2 separate regions of the Homo sapiens genome follow, and region 1 is linked to region 2. The links are chromatin contacts, found by Hi-C in ENCODE. All regions are on one chromosome and are shown on one strand. Each heading gives the region's core, a stretch centred on a gene start or an enhancer-like site at or near the end of the contact. The rest is flanking DNA. Distances are from core to core; before and after follow the strand shown.

Evidence for each region. A loop is a pair of places that touch in the nucleus more often than their neighbours do. Pooled maps may share reads with other maps.
Region 1: a map with no recorded cell type shows a loop between it and region 2 (5-fold over the local background). The contact joins two enhancer-like sites. A Hi-C loop is called at or near these places in 9 of 37 single-sample maps with no recorded cell type and 4 of 50 pooled maps.

What each region holds. Positions count from the first base shown.
Region 1 is chr12:131,220,750-131,226,169 of GRCh38, reverse strand. It overlaps LOC105370082 (a long non-coding RNA gene), which reads left to right. Exons shown (of 4, transcript XR_945559.3): 4 at 1-971. Among named protein-coding and RNA genes, the nearest start is that of LINC01257, 58 kb to the right of the region's middle. RefSeq lists a silencer at 3,226-3,397 and enhancers at 3,592-3,691, 3,912-3,991. Within about 2 kb of position 3,734, at least 2 of the 41 ENCODE cell types and tissues checked have a DNase peak (open chromatin) inside an H3K27ac peak, as active enhancers do.
Region 2 is chr12:131,092,064-131,097,414 of GRCh38, reverse strand. The region is part of intron 15 of ADGRD1 (adhesion G protein-coupled receptor D1); the gene reads right to left. Among named protein-coding and RNA genes, the nearest start is that of LINC01257, 70 kb to the left of the region's middle. RefSeq lists an enhancer at 5,317-5,351. Within about 2 kb of position 3,919, at least 3 of the 41 ENCODE cell types and tissues checked have a DNase peak (open chromatin) inside an H3K27ac peak, as active enhancers do.

The DNA of each region.
Region 1 (5,420 bases), core at 2,485-4,984, 130 kb before region 2:
AAACCGGCTCCACAAACCATTGATAGAAGATGGGCTGTGTAAAACCGGTACTGGGAAAACGGGTTGTCTGTGTGGAGGAAAGTAAGACTGAATCGCTAACCAATACTGCAAACAAAGATGGAGTCTAGATGGATTAAAAACCTGAATATGAAAAGAGAGAAAATACGAAAACATATAGAGTCTTTGGGAACTTGTGCCTGGGAACAATTTTTTAAACACATTTGGAAAGCATAAACCATAGAAAAATGATTAGTTTTGTCACATCAAAACAAAGGATGCCTGCTTAATGAAGAAGACCATGAACAAAATCATTAGACGACTGGCAAAATGGGAAAAGAGATTTGCAAAGTTTAAAACTGGAACGTGATCAGTGTGTCAAATATACAATGTAACTTTGTAAATCAACAAGGAAACAAGGAGAAATCCCAAAGAATGGACAGAGCGATGTGAGCAGGCAACACCCAGGAGAGGAAATCCCAACAGGCCAAGATGCCACACCCAGGCTGTCTCCTGTCACTCCTGGCGGTGATTAGGAAGCTGGCGGCTCCCAGCCTGGGCAGGGACGCAGGGATGTCCTGCAGGTGGGGGTGGACGGAGGGCCCTGGACCCAGCGGTCCCACCTCAAGTAGACACCCAGGGAGGTGCTGACCCAGGCCCACAGATGACCTCTGAGGCCCACAGATGACCTCTGAGCCTGTCTGTGGGGGCCGGGAGGGGCACAGGACCTGGGTGGGTGTCCCTGGGAGAACAGAGAGGAAAATGGGGTGGGCGCACACGGAGAACCATGCAGCAATGAGACAGCATGAGCTGGTGCACACGGAGCGATATGAGAGCATCTTTAAAACATGATTATTTGTAAAAGTTTACAAATACACAGAATGAAATTAATCACATGAGACCATTGACGTTCATGCCCGGAAACAGCAACGGGCACTCTCCAAGAACACGTCCCAATAAAAAGATCGTCATTACACACGGCTCAGTGATTTCCTAACGGCAGGGAGGGGAATGGGAGGAGGAATGGGAAGGAACGAAAATACATCATAAAGCCTGAAGCCTGAGGGAATCCACGCGCAGAGAGATGAGATGTGATGTGTCACACACTGTGCAGTGGGGTTCATTCACTCCTGACTCTTGAGGGCCAGTCATGAAGTGGGGGAAGAGATGGACGCAGTGAGGTACGGGCTGTGAGACCCGTGGAGACCTCAAAGGCTGGGTGTCAGGATGTGTGTGTCCTCCCTCCCGTTACAGGACAGTGTGACCACACCCCCTGCCTGGCTCTGCCCCTCCAGCCTGGCCCCGCCCACGCCTGACCCAGCCCCCTCCAATGTGGCCCCGCCCCTATGGCCTGACCACACCCCGACCACACGTCTCCACCTTGGCCCCACCCCTGTGGTTTGACCTTGCCCCTCCATCCTGGCTTCCCCCAGTGCTTGACAGCACTCCATGGTTAGACCATGCCCTTCACCCTGGCCCCACCCTTCTGTCTGGCTCCTCCCCTCACCCTGGCCCCACCCCTATCTCCACACCCATGGCTTGGCCACCCCTGTCCATCCTATCCCCACCCCCTCTTTCTAGCCATTTCCTTCTCTGATCCCTCACCTCTACCCTGGCCCTGCCTTTACGGTGTAACCACACCTCTCCACCCTGACCAGCCCCTGTGGCTTGACCCCACCCCTCCATCCTGGCCCCACCCCCCATGACTTGACCACACCTTGACCACACCTCTCGTTCCCGCAGATCGAGCCCGCCCCTCCCCTACAGCTTGACCACACCCTGACCACACCCCCACCGTGGCCCCGCCCCTGTGGTTTGACCCCGCCCCTCCAACCTGGCCATGCCTCCTGTTTCACACCTGGCCCCACTGCTTCAGCACAGCACACCTGCAGAGGGCAGGAATGATCCCAAGGTGGGTGTAATGAGCTTTAATCTGTTGGAGTCAAGCCCAGCGCTTTGGAAACCCCTGGTTCTGCTCAGGCCTGAACCTGAGCAAGGCCCCTTCTCTAATCCAAACCCTGACTCCATCGGGTGGTGGGCGGCCTGCACTGGCTCTGGGCCCGGGACAGCTGTGCTCTGTCTATCCCCCTTCCCCAGCTGTCCTGTGTCTGCGCACCTGTGTCAGCACCTGAGGAAGGCAGCGCACTTGGTCTGTGGGGAGGAGCCTGTAGGGATGGGGTCCCCCATAGCTCCCCTGCCGCCCACATCCAGCCTGCCCAGTCTCCCCACCGGGAGCTCCCCTGAGTACCAAGACAGTGACACTCTGTGCACGAGGACCCCGCTGTGCAAACTGAGAATAATGAAGGCATTGAAGCCAGGCCAGCGGTGCCAGCAACTTCGTACCGCATTTCTCATGTTATTTCAATGTTGCCTCAGTCAGGAAGATTTTCTAGAGCCAGGATAACGGGGCGGCCATCGGTAGACGCGGCCTTGAGAGGAGACTTCTGGTCCGCGTATTTGAGGTCCCTGGACCGGAGGCCACTTCCCTTCTCCAGGCACCAGGGCTGGCGGTGGCCGAGGGAGCCACGTGCCTTTCTGGCGTCGGTTTCTCCTTCTGTACAACGGGCCTCGTGGAGCGCCCCTCCTAGGGCTCTGGGTTTATTTTCTAACTTTCATGGCTGCGTCCACGTTTATCCGTCCCCACTGCCACCGCCACCGCCACCACCACCGCCACCTCTTCCCAGGAGAACCGCAGTCCCCCAGCCCTGCTGCCTCTCACCGCCACCGGGCCATTCTCTGCAGGGGGCCAGAGTCACCTTTTGCTACGTTCACTGAATGGTCACTTGCTCCCCGAAAATCCCCTCTGTGGCTGTGCGTTAGCCCCAGCCCGAACCACAGAATGCAGCCAGAAGGGAGGCCTGGCCCCGCCACCCCACAGGAGAGCGGGAAACACAGAGCCGGGGCGAGGACTGGTAGGGGGCCTGGAAAGAGGGGACAAGGAAGAGGGCCAAGGTTGGAGGATGCAGGGAGGAGGGGTCAGAGAGGAGCAGGGAAGATAGGCAGGGAGGAGGATGCAGGCTGAAGGGCGCAGGGAGGAGGAGCAGGGAGGAGAGGCCTCATGAGCCGGGGGCTCAGGGAAGCGCGGTAACCTCCCCCAGGCTGGGGCAAGGGGAGGGAAAGTGGGCAGGGCTCAGGAGTCCCCTCAACTGCTGGACCAGGGAGACACCCACCTCCCACCCAGCAAGGTCCATCTTGGCTGGGGACAGACAGTAGGGCAGAGGCGCCACCAGGGTTGGGACCACATGGAGGCACTGCGGTGGGAGCTGGGGGCTGGGGAGTGCCCTCCTCTCAGGCTCCTCCCACGTCGGGTTCCTACCCACTCCTGTTGTCAGAACCTGGCCATCTTCTGCCCAGGAGCCTCAGGCTATCTCTACAGGGCAGAGCAGGGGTGGTGTGGCTGAGTCGGCAGGATACACACACACACTCACATACTAAAACACACATGCTCATGCACACGCACACACACATGCACACGCACACACTCATGCACACATACTCACATCTTACAGAACGCACACACACTCACACACCCATTTATGTACTTACACTCACATGCACTCACACACTCACATTCAGCACTGAGGCAGACAGGGCTTGGCAGGCTGACAATAGAAAAACGAAATTCTACCAAGATATTGAAAGAGGTTATTCTGAGCCAGTATGCGTGCCCGCAGCCCAGGAAACACAGCCTGGGCAGTTCCTGAGAGTGCCCCAGGGGCTGGTTACGGCTGATTTCATGCATTGCAGAGAGACAGGGCCTGCAGACACAATCACGAATCCATGCAGGGAAGGGATACGTCGGCTCAGCCCGCAAAGGCGGGACCACGGGAGGCCGGGGCTTACCAGTCACCGGTGGGTTTCCGGGATCTTTTTAGCTCACAGCTGGCTGAGAGAGCCAAGCTTTGTCTAAAGTCTTGGAGTCAGGAGAAGGGGTGCTGGGGTTAAGAGAACGGGTCTGCTGTCTGTCACCTGAGCCGTACCACAGTCAGGCTGGAAGGTGAGCCCCATTATACCAGGTTAATAGAAAAGCCCATTTCATGAGATTTTATGGTTTGTAGGGTGTGACTCCCCAGGACTCTTTGAAAGGAATCTGGGCAAGAGATGAAAAGGTCAGAGTTCAGTCCTCAGGGGACTGACCCTTGAGCCTGGGATCCATCTCCCTCCACCTTCCCCCAGCCCTGCTGAACCTCATTAATCCCAGGACACCGTGGCCTCCCCATGGGCCCTGACCCCTCTGCCCTCTGCCAGCGAGGCTCCCTCTATGTCCTGGCGGGTCCTGCTCACCCTGCCCCTCTCTGCCCAGCCCCTCCCCAGGGGGCGTGTCCCCACCCACGTCCCCCAGGCCTCGGCCCCTCCTGCACCCACTCGGCACTGCAGGACTGGTTGGTGTCCAGTTCAACTCTGTCCCTGACACAGGACCCTGTGCTCAGACTGCCCAGCCCTGCCTCACACACGGTAGGTGCTCATTAATTGACTGTGGAGGGGTAGTGGCCTAGAGAGGAATCTGGGTGTGGCCAGGTGGTCTCAGCATCTCCATCTCACCCTGGAGGGCTTCCTGCAGGAGGGTGCACTGGCCCCACAGAGAGCGCCTGTCCTAAGAAAATAATAGAAGGAGGGCTCTGCTTCCGGGCTCCAGCAAGTGCTTAGGAGCCTGATCTGGGGCCACCTGCAGGTCTGTCCACACTGGAGATGGCACAGCTCTGTGCCAGCCGCGCAGGGGACTGTGTGCTGAGCCAAGGGAGCCAGCACTTCTCTCTTGAAAAGCTGAGGCTGTAGGAAAAGGGGGGCTGCAGGCCAAAAGCCTCTGCGACACTCAGCACATAGTGGGGAAGGGGGGCGTCCCTAGGGTACCAGGAGGGAGAACCATGGCCCAGGAGTCACTGCCAACCCCATCCGGCCCTACCTGGCTGTCCACCAGGCCCCTGGCTCTTCCCCAGACCCAAGCTGCCCTGGGCCATTCTCCCAGGTCCCTGCCCCTGCCCTGGGCCAGGCCACCGTCCCTGATCGCTGGGCCAACAGCAAGGGCCCTGCCTGTGCAGGTGCCAGATGTGATCCCATCGCATGGCAGGGCTGAATTCAGCCACAACTCTTAGAAAGGAACAGAGAAGCCTGCACAGAACGCAGTGGGGACTGAGATGCGGCAGCGATCCTGCCACCCTGGAGGGAGGGAGGGAGGGCACTGCCAGAATTCTCACTTCACACCTCTATGTTCATCCTGAGATAGGAACGGATCCCTTGTTTATGGGGCAGACCCACACACCATATGTGGACTCTGTCCTAACGCCGGCACAGAGGGCAAACTGCTTGGTCAAAATCGCCCTTAGAAATCACCCCAAAACACAGTGCCCAATGGTTCTGCAAAATATATACAGAACAGACGCAAACATATTCAGGATGCAGAACACAGACTGAAATGAACAGCG
Region 2 (5,351 bases), core at 2,670-5,169:
TGCAGGACGGGAGAGGACTGGCCACAGGCAGGAGATCTTCCCCGAGGACCCAGCTGGGCTGCTGTGTGTTTGAACAGATGCTGGGACTGGCCTGCCTCGGGTCACAGTGACCTTGTTGAAAGTGTCAGCTGGGGGGACCATCACCCTCTTGTTTTCCAGACCAGGAACCCTGGGGGCTCCTGCTGTCTCCCCTGGCCGCACAGCTTGTGCATCAGTCTGGGGCCATCTGGGAAAACAGAAACCACTCCAGCCTTTCAAAGAGTGGAACATTTGACTCAGGGAATTGCTAACCCTCGGGAGGGGAGAGAAAGGGGGACCTCATAGGGGTAGTGAGGTGGCCCAGGAATGAGCCTCGCCACAAATCCCCCCGTGGAAGCCAGATCCATAGACTGTCCAGCAGGGCTGCAGCCACAGCAGAGGCGTGGCCACTGCCCAAAAAGCCACGTGTAGGGGCGAGAGAAGAGCTGCTGGGCCTCCTCCCCTCCCATCACCTGCCCCAAGTGACAGACCTGCAACTCAGCACAGTGGTCGGCCGTGGGAGGCAGAGCCGGGCAGCAGGAGGCAGGTGGATCTCAGAGCAGAACCCAGGACTCAACATGACTGGGAACTCAGGGCTGAGTCCCCACTGTGCCCCAGACGATGGCTGCTTTAAACAGTTGTGGCGATGTAAACCTGGACTGGCAGTGCCCCACGGGAACCCATCCTCACAGATGGAGGCGGGATATAAAACTGGACCGGCAGTGCCCCACGGGAACCCATCCTCACAGATGGAGGCGGGATGTAAACCTGGACCAGCAGTGCCCCACGGGAACCCATCCTCACAGATGGAGGCGGGATGTGTGCATAGGATGCTGGTTATTTGCTGCGGCCAAAGACCACCATGACTTCAGTGTCCACCCGCGGGAGAGCTATGCAGTGGTTAACACGGGAGATGTGGCTCTGTGTACCCTGAGAAGGAGCAACCTCCAAGATACGTGCATACATTTTTTAAAGTGTGCTATCTTGCCAGGCATGGTGGTGCACACCTCTAGTCTCAGCTGCTTGGGAGGCTGAGGTAGGAGGATCTCTGGAGCCCAGGAGGTCAAGGCTGCAGTGAGCCAAGGTGGCGCCACTGACTCCAGCCTGGACCACAGCGTGCAACCTTGTCTCTAACACAAATAAATTGTAAATAAAAATAAAGGGTGCAGTCTTTATGCTTCACTACCCTTTGTTTAAAGGAAGGTTTGCATCCATTGAGGTACAGAAAATTTTAAAAACAAACAAAAAAAGAACAAAGAGCAAAGCGGGGCCCCAGGCTCAGCAACTGCGTCTGGAATGACAGAAAAGCAAGCGCGTGTCTAGGCCGCTGCTCTGGGCAGGGCCGGGAGGCAGGAATGGTGGCCGTGACCCTAAGCCGCTGCTCTGGGCAGGGCTGGGAGGCGGGAACGGTGGCCGTGACCGTCAGTTTCCACACTCTGCCTTCTGTGTTCTTGCATTTTCCCACATGCGTGTATCATCTTTACAAACAATTCAACCTACAGAACCCCTCTGTCTCCTGACACCCCAGCTTCCTGTATGTCCCAAAAAGAACCCTCGAGCTCCTGTCCCACTCCTAACACGGGGGCTGGCGGCTTCTCAAAGACGGCCCACATCCCCACTCTAATTCCCAAGATTCAACACACTCATGACAAAAAATACGTGTTGACCAGAAACCTGGCCTGCTTCAGACGTCAAGCCCTGACCACAGCCTTGCAGCCCACAGCTGCCCCGCAAAGCGACCCGATCCCTCGGCCGGGCTATGCGTCCATCTGCCCTGGGAACGTCCAGTCTGGCCCCTGACCATGTTCCCAGTCCTGGTCACCCGGCCCACCCTCAGCCCCACAGAGTAAGACCCCAATTCTGAGGGTAGCCCCGAAAGAAGATCCCCCAAGACAGGACCACCCCAGAGGCTGCTGCAGCTCCCTCTGCAGAGCGGCTCCAGCCCAGCACACTCCAGAGCAGACACTTCTTCAGGAGAATTAGGGAATAAATGAAGCAACATATGCTTCTCCTCTAAAAGGAGCAGCCTGGGTCTGGTTGGAGGAGGCAACGGCAATTGAATTTGTCAAGAGGGGCAGGGGTGGAACCCTCAGAACCTTGAAGCTACGTCTCCCTGCCCCCAGGACTGCAAGGTGCCCAGGCAGGGCTGGGGCTGAGCTGACAGCAAAGCTGAGTCCCGGCAGCAACTGGCTGCTGCTCCACCTCGAAGTGCAGGTTTTTACCTCTTAGGCCCATTTCCCAATGTCCCAGGTGGCCAGCAGCCTGAGAGTCGGGGGGACTGAAGGGAGAGATGGGGGTGGCAGGTGTCAGCCCTGTTCCCAGGGCTCACTCAGCTCTCCACTCAGAGAGGCACAGGCCACAGGGTACAGGGGAGGGCCCTGGGGGCTGAGAGGGGGCGTCTCGAGGGAGACTGGAGGGGCATGGGAAGGGGTGGGTAGGGCAGGAGACGGGAGGGGGTGGAAGGACGCATGCCCCTGCGCCTCCCCCGGGTGAGCTCCCAGCTCCCATCCCCAGCCCAGCTCTCAGCAGCCCAGGACAGGGCTCAGGAAAACTCATCTGTAAGGCGGGGCGGGAACAGCGTGCACCCGTGCACCTGGAGGGCTTGCTGGTGGAATGGTAAGGAGCCCATGCAGAAGGACCCAGCAGGCTTTGCCCACCACCCTCTCCTTCTGGAAGAACTGCACAGGCTGGGAAATCAGAAGGGATGGTGACAATTTTCTGGGTCTCTAAGAGGATGGTACTGAGGATGCATGCCCTCCCCACTCAGCCAGAAGACACTGGTGAACCACAGTATTGCTTGGGGAGTCGGGGGGGCGCTGCTGAACAAACCAACTTCCTTGTTACTCCTGGGCAAGGCAGGACCCTCTTCTGCCTCCAGGATTAGAGGGGTCCAGGGATGGGTGGAGGGGCCTCTCCTTGGAGCCCCTCCAGCCTCCACAGTTACCCCCACCCCCATCAACAGGGCAATAGACCGTCCTGCCCCGGTGCCCACAGCCACAGGACTGAACCTTCCTTATGAAGAGTGAATGGAAGGAGACTTGTGGCCATGAACGGGTCAATGCTGGGATGGCTGCAGTCCCAGGTGCAGTAGCCAGGCCTGCTCCACCCCACCCCACTCCCACTCCACTCTCAGGGGTCCTCAGGGCCAGGACATCCCTAGGGACCTCATACTCATGGCTCACTGTGACTTCACTCTGTCAGGCAGTGTTTGGGGCTGGGTGCTGAGGCTGGGTACTGAGGCTGTGTACTGAGACTGGGTGCTCAGGGCTGGGTACCGAGGCTGGGTGCTCAGGGCTGGGTGCTGAGACTGGGTGCTCAGGGCTGGGTGCCGAGGCTGGGTGCTGAGGCTGGGGACTGAGGCTGGGTGCTGACGCTGGGTGCTGAGGCTGGGTGCTCAGGGCTGGGTGCTGAGGCTGGGTGCTCAGGGCTGGGTGCTGAGGCTGGGTGCTGCTGAGGCTGGGTGCTTGGGCCTGAGCTGTGCTTACTTCTGCCTCCTCATCACCACCACAGCTCCACAAGGAAAGGGTCCCACCCATGTCACAGCGGGGAAACTGAGGCTCAGAGCAGGCACCTGCCCAAGGCCACCTGGCACATCACTGGGAGGGACCTGTGTGTCCAGCTGGCTGGGAGGCAGAGGGGCCACTACTAACCCCAGCTGCATGCAGGAGGTGTTATTGGGAGGTGGTCTGGCTAACATTCACACAGAGACCCCGTGGAGGGAGCCTGTTTCTGACTTGAGCTGTACATGCTGCGGCTGCCGGCACTGCAGTTGGCACAGTCCCGCCTGTGACACACCCTCGGGACCGCAAATACAGCTCAGAGTGGTTCTCACAGCTCCCAGCAACACCGTGTAATTCAGGCCCCTGCCACTGCCCGCCCTGTGCCCTTCCCTGGAGCCAGGGCCCATCTGAGAGGCTCAAGGCTGCACCTGGCTGGGTAACCGCGGGGCACGGGGCCTAGAACCATGGGTCTGGGCGGAGGCTGCACTGCCGTTCCTGCCTCAGGAAGGCGTGGTGTGCCCCCACGGTGCCCTTCCTTTCCCACCCATAGCTAGATTTAGAAATGCCCAGAAAAGCCTGCAGTTGGTTTCAGGACACGGACTCCTCTGACTCAGAAACTACAACCTCAAATGCCTCCTGAGAGGCAGGGCATCAGCTCAGGAGGCCAGTGGGGGCCTGCAGACATAACCACCAGGTGGGACTGTGCTGCCAAAACAAGCATCCTCCCTCCCACAGTTCTAACCCAAGTCCTTCTCAGTGCATATGTCACTTTCCCACCAAGACAAGAGCAGGAAGCATTTCACTGTCTCCTAAAAGCAGAAGAGCGATGCGAACGTGATGAGGAGGGGCAGCTGCTTGTGGTACGGGGAGGCCATGGGGACCGGGGGGCCCTGGGGACCTCGCCCTGAGTGCAGGGGTGGTAGCCACTCGCCTCCAGCATCGTTTCCAGCCAGAGGGGGAAGCCCAGCGTGGCCACATCTTCCTCTTCTTGTTTTATTTAAAAAAAAAAAAAAAGAAATCCCAAATTTTAGATAAAATGTCTGTGTTTTGGAATACTGACAACCAATTTTTAAAAATTTAAGCCTCTGTGGGCTAGGAGAAGCCCAGTCACTGGCCAGAGTCAGCCTTCAGACCACGGTTCATGACCGTCCTATTGAAATGCTTTTTCCCTGTGACCACCAGGCCCCAGGAGCGGGTGCTCGGGGACTGGCATTCCCAGGTGCTCCTGTACTGGCACAGGGCTCCTGCACCCCCCAGGTCAGAGCCACCCCAAGGCAGGTGCCCATGCCTGGGACGCTTCCCATGCCTGAAGCCTGGGAAGTGGCCGCCTGGGAGGAAGTGGCCACCTGCAGGAAGAAAGAGCGCACCGTGGCGGGCCCTGGGACTCCTCCCAACCTCCCACACGCTCCTCGACCACTGCCCTTCCCACTGGGTGCAGCCTTGGCAGGACTGTCTATCAATATCGGGGGCTCTCCCACCTTAGACAACCAGACCACCTCCCTGGCCTGCACACCCTGAGCGGGGAACACAAGCGCCAGGAGTAGGTGCAGCTGAATTTTCCCTAAGGCCAGGCCCAAATGCCTTCCACGGCACCAGTCCCCATGCCCAGCACCTTCATTGGGTGTGTGGCTTCAGCAAGAAACGCTGAGTAGTGCACGCCTGAGCCCTCCTCTCGGTCCCTGGCTGAGCCAGCCCACACCTGCATCCACCCCTGTGTTAACCTCAGGTCCTCACTCCCTCGCACCCTGCCAGCCAGTCCTTAGGGAGGACAGAAAGTTGAGCTCCCACCTACCTGCGGCAGTACAGACCAGTTGTGCCAGCATGACTGGGATC